Regions from separate parts of the Homo sapiens genome. Here region 1 is linked to region 2. Evidence: read pairs that join two places in POLR2A ChIA-PET (ENCODE). Cell type or tissue: OCI-LY7. All regions are shown on one strand. Each heading gives the region's core, and the rest is flanking DNA. Links, peaks and the distances in the headings are about the cores only. Region 1 overlaps KLHL18 (kelch like family member 18). Region 2 overlaps NBEAL2 (neurobeachin like 2).

The links. Peaks named below come from ENCODE experiments on the same cell type or tissue, not always from the same donor. Only the 100,000 strongest peaks of a DNase experiment are listed, where the experiment ranks them.
Region 1: POLR2A ChIA-PET joins it to region 2 with 5 read pairs; 3 of 35 experiments call an interaction of 5 or more read pairs at or near these places.

What each region holds. Positions count from the first base shown.
Region 1 is chr3:47,312,258-47,317,633 of GRCh38, reverse strand. The region is part of intron 1 of KLHL18 (kelch like family member 18); the gene reads right to left. Among named protein-coding and RNA genes, the nearest start is that of KLHL18, 32 kb to the right of the region's middle. In OCI-LY7, for the core only: no CTCF peak of the experiment used is centred there; no DNase peak of the experiment used is centred there.
Region 2 is chr3:46,980,085-46,985,460 of GRCh38, reverse strand. All of the region lies in intron 1 of NBEAL2 (neurobeachin like 2), which reads right to left. It also overlaps a transcript of CCDC12 not described here. Among named protein-coding and RNA genes, the nearest start is that of NBEAL2, 3.1 kb to the right of the region's middle. RefSeq lists enhancers at 1-651, 3,960-4,740, 4,741-5,376. In OCI-LY7, for the core only: no CTCF peak of the experiment used is centred there; no DNase peak of the experiment used is centred there; H3K4me3 peaks cover 2,085 bases; H3K27ac peaks cover 1,630 bases.

The sequences.
Region 1 (5,376 bases), core at 205-5,204, 330 kb before region 2:
ATAATTTTTCTTTTCCCTAGAGCATAAAACTCTGGTTAATATATTCAGTCAGGTACTCTATCAGTTGTTTGTTTTAAGTTGTCTGTTTCTTGAGACATTATCTACTGGAACTCTTCCTGGGAATTCTGTTTCCCTCACCTATACTAACACCCCCGTTTCCTGAACCCCACGTAGTCCTCTTTCTTATTTATTCACTTGTTCTGGTAGAAAGTGTCTTTTAGGCTGGGCATGGTGGCTCACACCTGTAATCTCAGCACTTTGGGAGCCTGAGGCGGGTGGATCACCTGAGGTCAGGGGTTCGAGACCAGCCTGGCCAACATGGTGAAACCCCGTCTCTACTAAAAATGCAAAAAATTAGCCCAGCGTGGTGGCAGACACCTGTAATTCCAGCTACCCGAGGTGCTGAGGCAGAAGAATCACTTGAACCTGGGAGGCGGAGGTTGCGGTGAGCAGACACCGTACCACTGCACTCAGCCTGGGCAAGAAGAACGAGATTCCATCTCAAACAAATAAAAATGTGTCTTCTAGTAGAGCCTCATAAGAAGGGGTCTATGTACAATGTCTGAAAATGTCTTTACTACCCTCAAGCTTAGATAATAATTTAGTTGGTTAAAAAATTCAAAGTTTAGACTTTTTTCCTGTCAAAATTTTGAAAGTATTGCTCCATTGTCTTCTAGTTCTTTTGTTTTTAGAGATGGGGTCTTACTCTGTCCCCCAGGCTGGACTTGAATTCCTGAGCTCAAGCAATCCTCCTGCCTCAGTCTCCTGAGTAGTTGAGACTATAGGCATGCTAGTGTGCACCTGGCTATGTTTAAAAATATATATATGTATATATATACACACATATATATGTATATATGTATATATACACACACATATACATATATACGTATATATGTATATATACACACACATATACATATATACGTATATATGTATATATACACACACATATACATATATACGTATATATGTATATATACACACACATATACATATATACGTATATATGTATATATACACACATATACATATATACGTATATATGTATATATATACACACATATACATATATATGTATATATGTATATATGTATATATATACATATATATGTATATATGTATATATATACATATATATGTATATATGTATATATATACATATATATATATTTGTACAGACAGGTCCTGCTTTGTTGCTCAGGCTGTTCTCAAACTCCTGGCTTCAAGCAATCCTCCCACCTCAGCCTCTCAAAGAGCTGGGATTACAGGCGTGAGTCACCACACCTGGCCTAGTTTGTTGTTATTGAGAAATCCAATGCTATTTTGAATCCTAACTCTAAGTATGTAACTGTGCTCTCTAGAAGCCTTTAGGATTTTCTCTGTATTCTTGTAGTTCTAAAATTTCACAGTATTGTATCTTGGTATTGGTTTTCTTTTATTGTGCTGTATCAATCTACAGACATTATTTCAGTTCTGGAAAAATCTCTTTACACCATTTAATCCTTGATAATTTCCTCCCTCCTATTGTAATTTTTTCTCCTCAGAAATTTCTATTAGTCAGGTGTTAGATTTCTTGGAATAATCCTCTAATTTTCTTATTGTTCTTCCTCACTTTCCATCTCTTTCATTTGGTCTATCAGTGAGGAAACTTCTTCAACCCTATCTTACAATCTTTCTGTGTTGTAGGTTTTTATACTGGCTATCATATTTTTAATTTCCTAGAGTTCTTGTTTTCAAAAGCTTCCTTTTTAAAAGAATCCTGTTCATCTTTCATGAATGCAATATTTTCTCAAATCTCTCCTGAGACAGTATATAGTTACAACTTTTTTTCTTCTTTATCTCTCTGCTTTTACTGTTTCCTGAGATATTTTCTCTTCCAATTGTTTTGATCTCTGTCTTCTATGTTAGAGGTTTTCTTTAAATGTCTGGTGACACTTGGCTAGGGGGTAGGCTTGTTGATTTGTGGGCTTCACATTAGGGTGATCAGGCAAGAATCGGCCATTTGATTGAGGACCCCTAGAAGTATTCAGTATCTTCAGGACTTTTTCTCTGGAGTTAATTTTATCAGAGCACGATCTTCCAGTCTCTTGCAGGGAAATATCTGTCGGCCTACAGATATTCTGGAAACTGGGTCTAAGAGGTGGATGGTTCTACCATGCACTACTGATAACTCTTATCTTAAAGCCCTTCTTTTCAGTTTTGTTCCATATTGCACCCTTTCTCCTATGCTTGGTGTGCCTGATTCGGAGCCTCTGGTTCAGTATCTAAGACTAAACTTCCTATCTCCTGAGAGAGTGGGGGAGGGGGTGCAGGCATCTAATTGCCTTTCATACAGACTTCCAAGTAATCTTCCTGTTTTCAGTATTTGGTGTCTCCAATTCTGGAACAATTCCAGGGTTCTACACTAGAAATCCTCTTCCTTCTCAGTTTCTCCCCCGGGAGGCACTTTCAGTTCCTCTGGCCCACTAAGTCTTCCACACATGCTCTCTGGCTTTAATATTCCATTGATTTCTCATTTGCTGATATGTCTTTCCCCTCTTACTACTATTTTAATGGGGTTATGGAGGGGAATGAAAGTTAAGTATGTGTTCAACTGGCTGTGTTTAACTGCTGTGCATTTATTTTTCATCTAGAAAATAAACAGAAGACAAAAGAACAAGCTGTATGTGCACCAACAGAGTGACCTGGTTTCAAAAAAAAACCAGCTACAGAGAAGATAGGCCTATCTTGGGATATGTTAGCCTGATTACATTTGAGTTCTGTATTCAGCTAAGGGGAACAACAAATTGGACCTTGTCTAGATGAGGAAGACCAAGATGGGCAAGAGTCTGAAAGCTACATCTTATAAGGAATAGCTAAAGGATAGTCTGGAAAAGGTAATTTAGGAGGAACCTGATAGTTGTTGTCAAATCCTAGAAGGGCTATCACATGGATTAGGGCAGATCTAGAAAATTACAGGAAGGCAGATTTTCTTTTATCATAAAGAATAAGAGCTAAGTGCAGGGCGCGGTGGCTCATGCCTGTAATCCGAGCTCTCAGGGAGGCAGAGGTGGGAGGATAGCTTGAGCCCAGGAGTTCGAGACCTGCATGGGCAATATAGCGAGACTCCGTTCTTCACAAAAAGGAAGAAAAAAAAAAAGACAAAAAACAAATAAGCGTAAGAATAAGAGCTAAGAACACTTAGCGGGGTCCTGGACTGGTTTCAAAACTATTAAGTGACTACTTAGAGGCCTTCCAATTCTACAATCCTGTGATACTACATTTTTGTGAAAAGCTTTTAAAAACCCAAACACTCTCATTTGTAATCTCAGTTTTTACATGTCTCATTTTTTGCTGGGCACAGTGGTTTATGCCTTTAATCCTAGCTCTTTGGGATGCTAAGGTGGGAAGGTTTCTTGAGGCAGGGATTTTTAAGACCAGCCTGGGCAACACAGCAAGACCTCATCTCTACAAAAAACTAGCCAGGCATGGTGGTGCATGCTTGGGAAGATGGTTTGAGTCCAGGAGTTCAAGGTTGCAGTGAGCTATAATTGTCACTGCACTCCAGCCTGGGCAACAGAGCAAGAGAATGTCTCGAAAAATAAAATAAAATAAAATGTCATTTTTTAAAAAAAGAGATGATCATTTATTGAGCTCCTTTTGTATGCCACTGACTATGCCAGGTACCCATTCTGCACATTTTCTCATTTCAGTCCTCACAGCAACCCTCTGCAGTAGGCAGCTACTGTGAATCATGTTCTATAGATGAGAAAACCAAGATTTGGAAGTTAAGTAGCTCACCCAATGTCAGGTAGCTATTATGTGAAGAGAAGGAATTATGCTTAGGTTGTTACTGGTGGAATTGGAGAGGGACCTAATAAATAGCATACCTTCTCTCAGCTTGAGTTCTCAGTCAATTGAGAAAAAAATTATAAATAAAAAACCTACACATGATAAAACTACATAGAATTAAATATACATATACACAGAATGAATAAAAGTAAAACTGAAGAAATCTGAATAAGATTGCAACTGAATATTCTAGTTGCAATATTGTACTTTCAGTTCCTCTGGCTTAATAGTTTTGCAAGATATTACCACTGGGAGAAACTGGGCAAAAGGAAAAAGTTGTGGGCATGGTGGTTCATGCCTGTAATCCTAGCACTTTGGGAGGCTGAGGTAGGAGGACTGCCTGGGTCCAGAAGTTTCAGACCAGTCTGGGCAATATGGCAAGACCATGTGTTTACAAAAAATAAAATAAAATGAATTAGCTGGGTGCAGTGGTATGCGTCTGTAGTCCCAGCTACTTAGGCAGCTGACACAGGAGGATTGCTTGAGCCTGAGAGTTGGGGGTTACAGGAAGTTATAATCACACCACTGCATTCCAGCCTGGGCAGCAAAGTGAGACCCTTTCTCTATTAAAAAAAAAAAAAAAAAAAATTAGGCCGGGCACGGTGGCTCACGCCTGTAATCCCAGCACTTTGGGAGGCCGAGACGGGCGGATCACAAGGTCGGAAGATCGAGACCATCCTGGCTAACACAGTGAAACGCTGTCTCTACTAAAAATACAAAAAATTAGCTGGGCATGGTGGCAGGCGCCTGTAGTCCCAGCTACTCAGGAGGCTGAGGCAGGAGAATGGCGTGAACCTGGGAGGCGGAGCCTACAGTGAGCCGAGATTGCGCCACTGCACTCCAGCCTGGGCGACAGAGCGAGACTCCATCTCAAAAAAAAAAAAAAAAAAAAAATTAAAAGGTATGTGTGATTTCACTGAATTATCTTACCACTGCATGTGATTCTACAATTATCTCAAAATAAAACATCCATTTAAAAAAAGGACTAAACTAAGCATGGTGGCACATGCCTTGGATCTCAGCTACTAGGAGTTTGAGGCCAGCGTGGGCAACATAATGAAACCTAGCCTCTCAGGGGGCGGAGGGAGCACAAAGCGAATGGGAGATAAAAATATTATTTTCTTACCAATAAATGTAACATAAACTATAGCTTATATAAGAGGGTAAGTGGGTTCCCTATAATTAATATCTAGAATTACACAGGCCCATGCAAAGGCCACTTTCTCCACTGATCTGCAATTACCTCAAATCTCCCCTCTTCCCCACTCCTAAGGTGGCAAAGACATGTGAACTGGTGCCACACAATTTTTTCAAAAAAATTCATCTGTAAGAAACACATAACTGGTTGGTTAGAAAACTTAAGGCTATTTAGCATACATCTCTACCTTTAGTCACATTTTGCTACATACCCACCTCTAAAAATATACTTCTTATAAAATATTATCAATGAAATGGAATCAGACAGTAGATTTAAAGTATTAGAGTTAGGTTCAAAGTCCAAGATAGGACAGAAAAAAAGAAATGAATCTATGGTATACACAA
Region 2 (5,376 bases), core at 113-5,112:
GAGGGCTGAGGGCTGGTGGTTGTGACATTGGTGGGGAGTACAGGGAGTACACCTTGTTTGCCAAGCTGACAGGGATCATTGAGCTGCCTGACACCATGCTGCTCCCAGACCCTGCCTGACGTACCCCAAGGCCATTGCACAATGGGCCTCGAGTAGACATCTGTCACCATCACGGCTTGATCAGCCAGTCACATGCCCTATCACAAGCTCACATCTGAGGCCCTGTAGGGTGGTGCCCACCTCACCTGCAGCCTCCATACCCCAAACCCGCTGGATGCCTGGGCCCAAGGGCGTGAATCACTGTCTCTACCCCCACAGGTCTGCCTGTGCTTTGCTCTTGTTTGCTCTGCTGGAATGCCCCCATCAGGGGCATCAGCACCCTTTGTAAGACCCATTCCTGTCTGGTGCCTCTCACCAACCGAATCAGGTGAGGGCATGGGTTCCGGAGTCCAGTCCCCGTTCTAACTCTCAGTAGCTTGTTACTTAACATTAACCTCTTTAAAACCATCCCTTTGCTTCTTGGGTAAAAGTTCTCCAGCCACACCTACCCAACTCGAGGTCAGGGTAAGGTGAGTGGAGTTCCAGATCCAGGGGCTCTGGCCTGCCCGAGCTCCCTGAATTCCAGGCAACAACCCCCAGCCCCCTCTGTGAGTGACAGTAAGAGGCATTAATGGACCCCAGGGAAGAGCTAGGAGCAGGAAGGGAGAGAAGAGCACAGCTCAAGAGTGGGTGACTCCTCTCAGTCAGAGCTGCCTGGGCGGTAGTGAGCACTCCATCTTCAGGGACAGACAAGCAGAAGTGGGACAGGGTGGTGTTTATGTGGAATAGCCTATCCCAGGCCTAGGGGGTCCCCCCATTCAGTATCAGGACGGGGAGGACAATGTCAAGCTAAACGTGACTTCTGGCTACATCACCAGGACTGGAGGTCAGGCTTGGAGGATGTTAGGCCATGGGATGAAGCAGGAAGATGGGACTTTGCTGGGGCAGGGACAACTGAGGATAGTGGTTTGAGTGCCTGGGTGGCTGGGCCAGTCTCTCCCACTTACCTGGAGAGGGGGTGCTGAAAGGGTGGACCTTCTGATCTCCATGACACCCACCCTGCCCCAGGGCCTGACCATCCCCTTGTACTATTGTTTTTTTTGTTTTTTTTTGAGACGGAGTCTCGCTCTGTCGCCGGCCCAGGCTGGAGTGCAGTGGCGCGATCTCAACTCACTGCAAGCTCCGCCTCCCAGGTTCACACCATTCTCCTGCCTCAGCCTCCTGAGTAGCTGGGACTACAGGCACTCGCCATCACGCCTGGCTAATTTTTTTTTTTTTTTTTTTTAGTAGAGATGGGGTTTCACTGTGTTAGCCAGGATGGTCTTGATCTCCTGACCTCGTGATCTGCCCGCCTCAGCCTCCCAAAGTGCTGGGATTACAGGCGTGAAACACCGCGCCTGGACACTATTTTTTTTTAAGCAAGGAAAGCATAGATTTATTGAAATGAAAGTACACTCCACAGAATGGAAGTAGGTTCAAGCAAGCGGCTCAAGAGCTGACCAATCCCTTTTACTATCACTAAGGAAAATGGGAATTTCCTTCTAGGGTCCCCATAGACCCCATGGTAACTGACCCTGTTTCTACGGGGACCCCACACTTCCCCATCAGCTCCCCAGTTGTCATAACAACTCCAGGAATCACCAGTGCCCACCCAAGCCTGGGCTGTGTGCTCATCTCCCTATCACTACAGGCCCTTCTCCTTCAGGTGCCTTGGTAATAGAGGCAGGGGACCAAGCACCAAAGAAGTGACTCCACCTTCCCTTTACCCATTTCAGGAAGGTAAACTGAAGCCCAAAAAGGATATGACCAGATAAAGCCAGGTGCGGTGGCTCACGCTTGTAATCCCAGCACTTTGGGAGGCTGAGGCGGGCAGATCACAAGGTCAGGAGTTTGAGAGCAGCCTAGCCAACATAGTGAAACCCCGTCTCTACTAAAAATACAAAAATTAGCCGGGTGTGGTGGCACACGCCTGTAGTCTGAGCTACTCGGGAGGCTGAGGTAGGAGAACTGCTTGAACCCGGGAGGCAGAGGTTGCAGTGAACTGAGACCATGCCATTGCACTCCAGCCTGGGTGACAGAGTGAGACTCTGTCTAAAAAAAAAAAAAAAAAGGAATATGACCAGGTAAAGTACCGGGGGAGTGGAGGGCCTGACCAGGTTTCTGAGAGGCAGTAGAGATCATCAGTTAGGGAGAGGGAACTCTCAGGGAAGTGTAGGCAGGACGAGGTTGCCTCCAGCCTGACCTAACCTCCCTGAACCCTTCTGAGGCCTCAGTGGCATAGCTGGACAGGTCAGCTTCTGCTCCCTCCTGTCACCTGAGGGTTTGTTCTGCCCTGAACTTTGTGACCCTGAGTGCCCTTCCACATTCAGTGCCCCCTCACTCTGTGACCCCATTCACTGGAGGGGTTGCTGAACATCACTGCTGCTCCGGCCTGAACAGGGGCCACTCATCTGCATGCTATGTGGCATTAACTTTTATGGGCTGCCCAACCGCCAGCCTGTCAGGTGCTGTCCCCAGTCCCCCAAGACTCTCCTGCCCTTCCTATGCCTACCCTGGGGGAGCTCTGGTGGGCTCTGAGTCCTCTAGATGAGCCCCCACCTGTCCACCAGGCCTGCTTGACTAGCTCTGCCCTGCCCCAACTCCTGACAATTTGCTTCTTGTCCCACTGCTCCTGCTGTTTCTTCCTCTCAGCCTTCAAAGCCCAAACTCAGCCTCCTCTGGGGTGACTTCCTGACTGGTCACTGCCATGGGACCCACCTCCTCTATCCAGTCATTCAGCTAATACCCAAGGAGCACCTACTGCATGTGAGGTCTGACAATCGTAGTAGGACCCTGCCTTGGTTTCCCCACCAGGGCCCTAAGGAGCTCCAACTGAGTGAAGTCCTGGGATGCTCTGACCCTTCCCTCTTCCCTCAGCAGCCACCCACAGCCCCCTCCCTCACTATGAGGCCCCCAGTTGAGCCGGGCCCCCAGGGGGAGGGGGTGGGTGGGTCTAAACCTGGGGTCTTTAAGGAAGAGGAAGGGCAGGAAGGAGTTACTCCCCCCTCTCCATCCCCACCCAGACCCACAACTGGGGAAACAGGTTTGCCAGCTGATGTCAGCTCTCACTGCTGAAGGGAGGGGTGCAGGTGTTGCTGGCTGGGTGGCTGGCCAACTAAAGGGTCTCTAAACACCCACTTTCAGCTCTGCCCCTTACCTTGCACTCCCCCTCCCCAAGCACACACACAATAGGTCCCTAACAGGACTCAAAGTTGCATAGCCTACTCCTCCCTGGATTGGGGGTTCCAGGATCAGGGTCAGGAGCAGGCGGGCAGGAAGGCGAGCTGGGAGGCTGGCCCTAGCTTCCTCTTCCCAGGCAGCCTGGCCCCGCCTGGCTTGGGGGTTTGCTGTTACATCCTGGATTTGTTTGCCTGGCCCCAGGCTGCCCACTGTCTGCTCAGGCTTCCAAAGCTACAACCTGCCAGCCTATGCTCCATACCTGCCCTGCGAGGTGAGGAGCTCCGGGAGGGGGAGGCTCAGCACAGATATGAGCCATAACCACCTCCTGAGGGGATGGGGGGTGGCCATGTACAGAGCTCAGCTAGATGGGGCATCAGGAGGCAACCATGCTGGAGTTACTGTCCTGGGAGATACCAAGACACTCCCAGCAGCCTGCCACCCAGGCTGAAGACCTATCATTAACATCCCTCACACTCACCAGCTGGTTTAAGCCCCCTTTACCTGCCCATGCACCTAGAGCCTGCCCATAGCTATGGGGCAGTCCGAGGAAGGAGGACTAGGGTAGGCTTCTCTTCAAACCCTCTGCTCCTTCACAACCACTGGGGATGCAGGCAGAGAAGCTGGGGCGAGGGGACCCAATGGGGCCAGGAAAACAGGAGCCTTCTCTGGTCTGGACCAGCTATAATGGCTACCTCTCCACAGAGTCCAGGAAGCCCCTGAGGTCAGGGCTGTGTCAGTTTTTTATTTTTATTTTATTTTTTTGAGACGGAGTCTCACTCTGTCACCAGGCTGGAGTGCAGTGGCGCGATCTCGGCTCACTGCAACCTCTGCCTCCCTGGTTCAAGCGATTCTCCTGCCTCAGCCTCCCGAGTAGCTGGGATTACAGGCACACCCCACCACGCCCGGCTAATTTTTGTATTTTAGTAGAGATGGGGTTTCACCATGTTGGCCAGGATGGTCTCGATCTCCTGACCTTGTGATCTGCCCGCCTCGGCCTCCCAAAGTGCTGGGATTACAGGTGTGAGCCACCGTGCCCGGCCAGGGCTGTGTCAGTTTTACAGGCAGGAAGCAGAGGCTCAGAAGTCGAGTTCGATCTGAGTTATACCAAAGAGGGACTCTACTCCATGCCTGGCCTCCTGCTGGGGCCTGGACCTCTCACAACCTGAGCGGACTGAAGAGGCTGTGGTCCTTCTGGCCTGGACTCCAGGTCCGTGGAAGACAGTGGGCCAGCCTCCTTATGGAGGGCCAGCGTGTCTGAGCATGAATTCCCCCCACTGACAAACTGTTCAGGGCACACAATGGTCCATTGTGCCCAGGGCACACCTGAGCCAGGAGCATGATGCCAGGCAGGTGCAGGGAGGGAGGTGCTGGGTGAAGGGGAGGGGAGTGTTACCCTGGGATCCCTCCCTGCTGTGGGTACAGAAGGAAAATGGGGGACTATGTGTGTGAGACGGTGTGAGTGATACCAGGTTCTCAGCTGATGGGACACCCACGTCTGAGTCACTCCCCTCACCTTCTGACTCCACCTGAAGTATTTTCTGAGATGGGTGGGGAGCTCAGGAGGAACGGGCCTCCCTCCAACCTTTTCAGACATCCCTCAGGGCCTCAAGGACCCACCCTCACCCTGGGCATCCAGAGGAAAACCTTTTCTTCTGCTCCTAGAGAGGTCCTGGGTCTACCCCTCAGAATGGGGGTGGGGTGGGGTGGGTCATTTCAAGTCAGGGAAGAGCTTATCACAGCCTGTTCGCTGGGGTGTGGGGGGATGCAACTCAAGAAGGACCTGAAGTGGGAGCATTCCCCTTCCACACACCTCCCTACCTTGGCCCACACCCCCAGACCCGTTGGCCACGACCACCCAATCAGGCCGCGCCCAAGGGAGAGGCAGCTCATAGACAAATTGAGTCCCCCTCCCCCTAGCCTCCTGGCCAGTCTCCAGGTCTCTCCAGGTCTCAGTTTCCCCATTTGTAAAAAGGCCAAGTGTCCGGCCGCCTCGGCCCAGGCCACTCTCCTCTAGCAAGAAAGACTCAGGCTGCACGGTCCTGCTCGCGGGGGTGGGTTGCTATGAAGTGCACGACCGCGAGCTCTGTCCCCAAGGCATAAGTGCCAGAGGCACCCGGC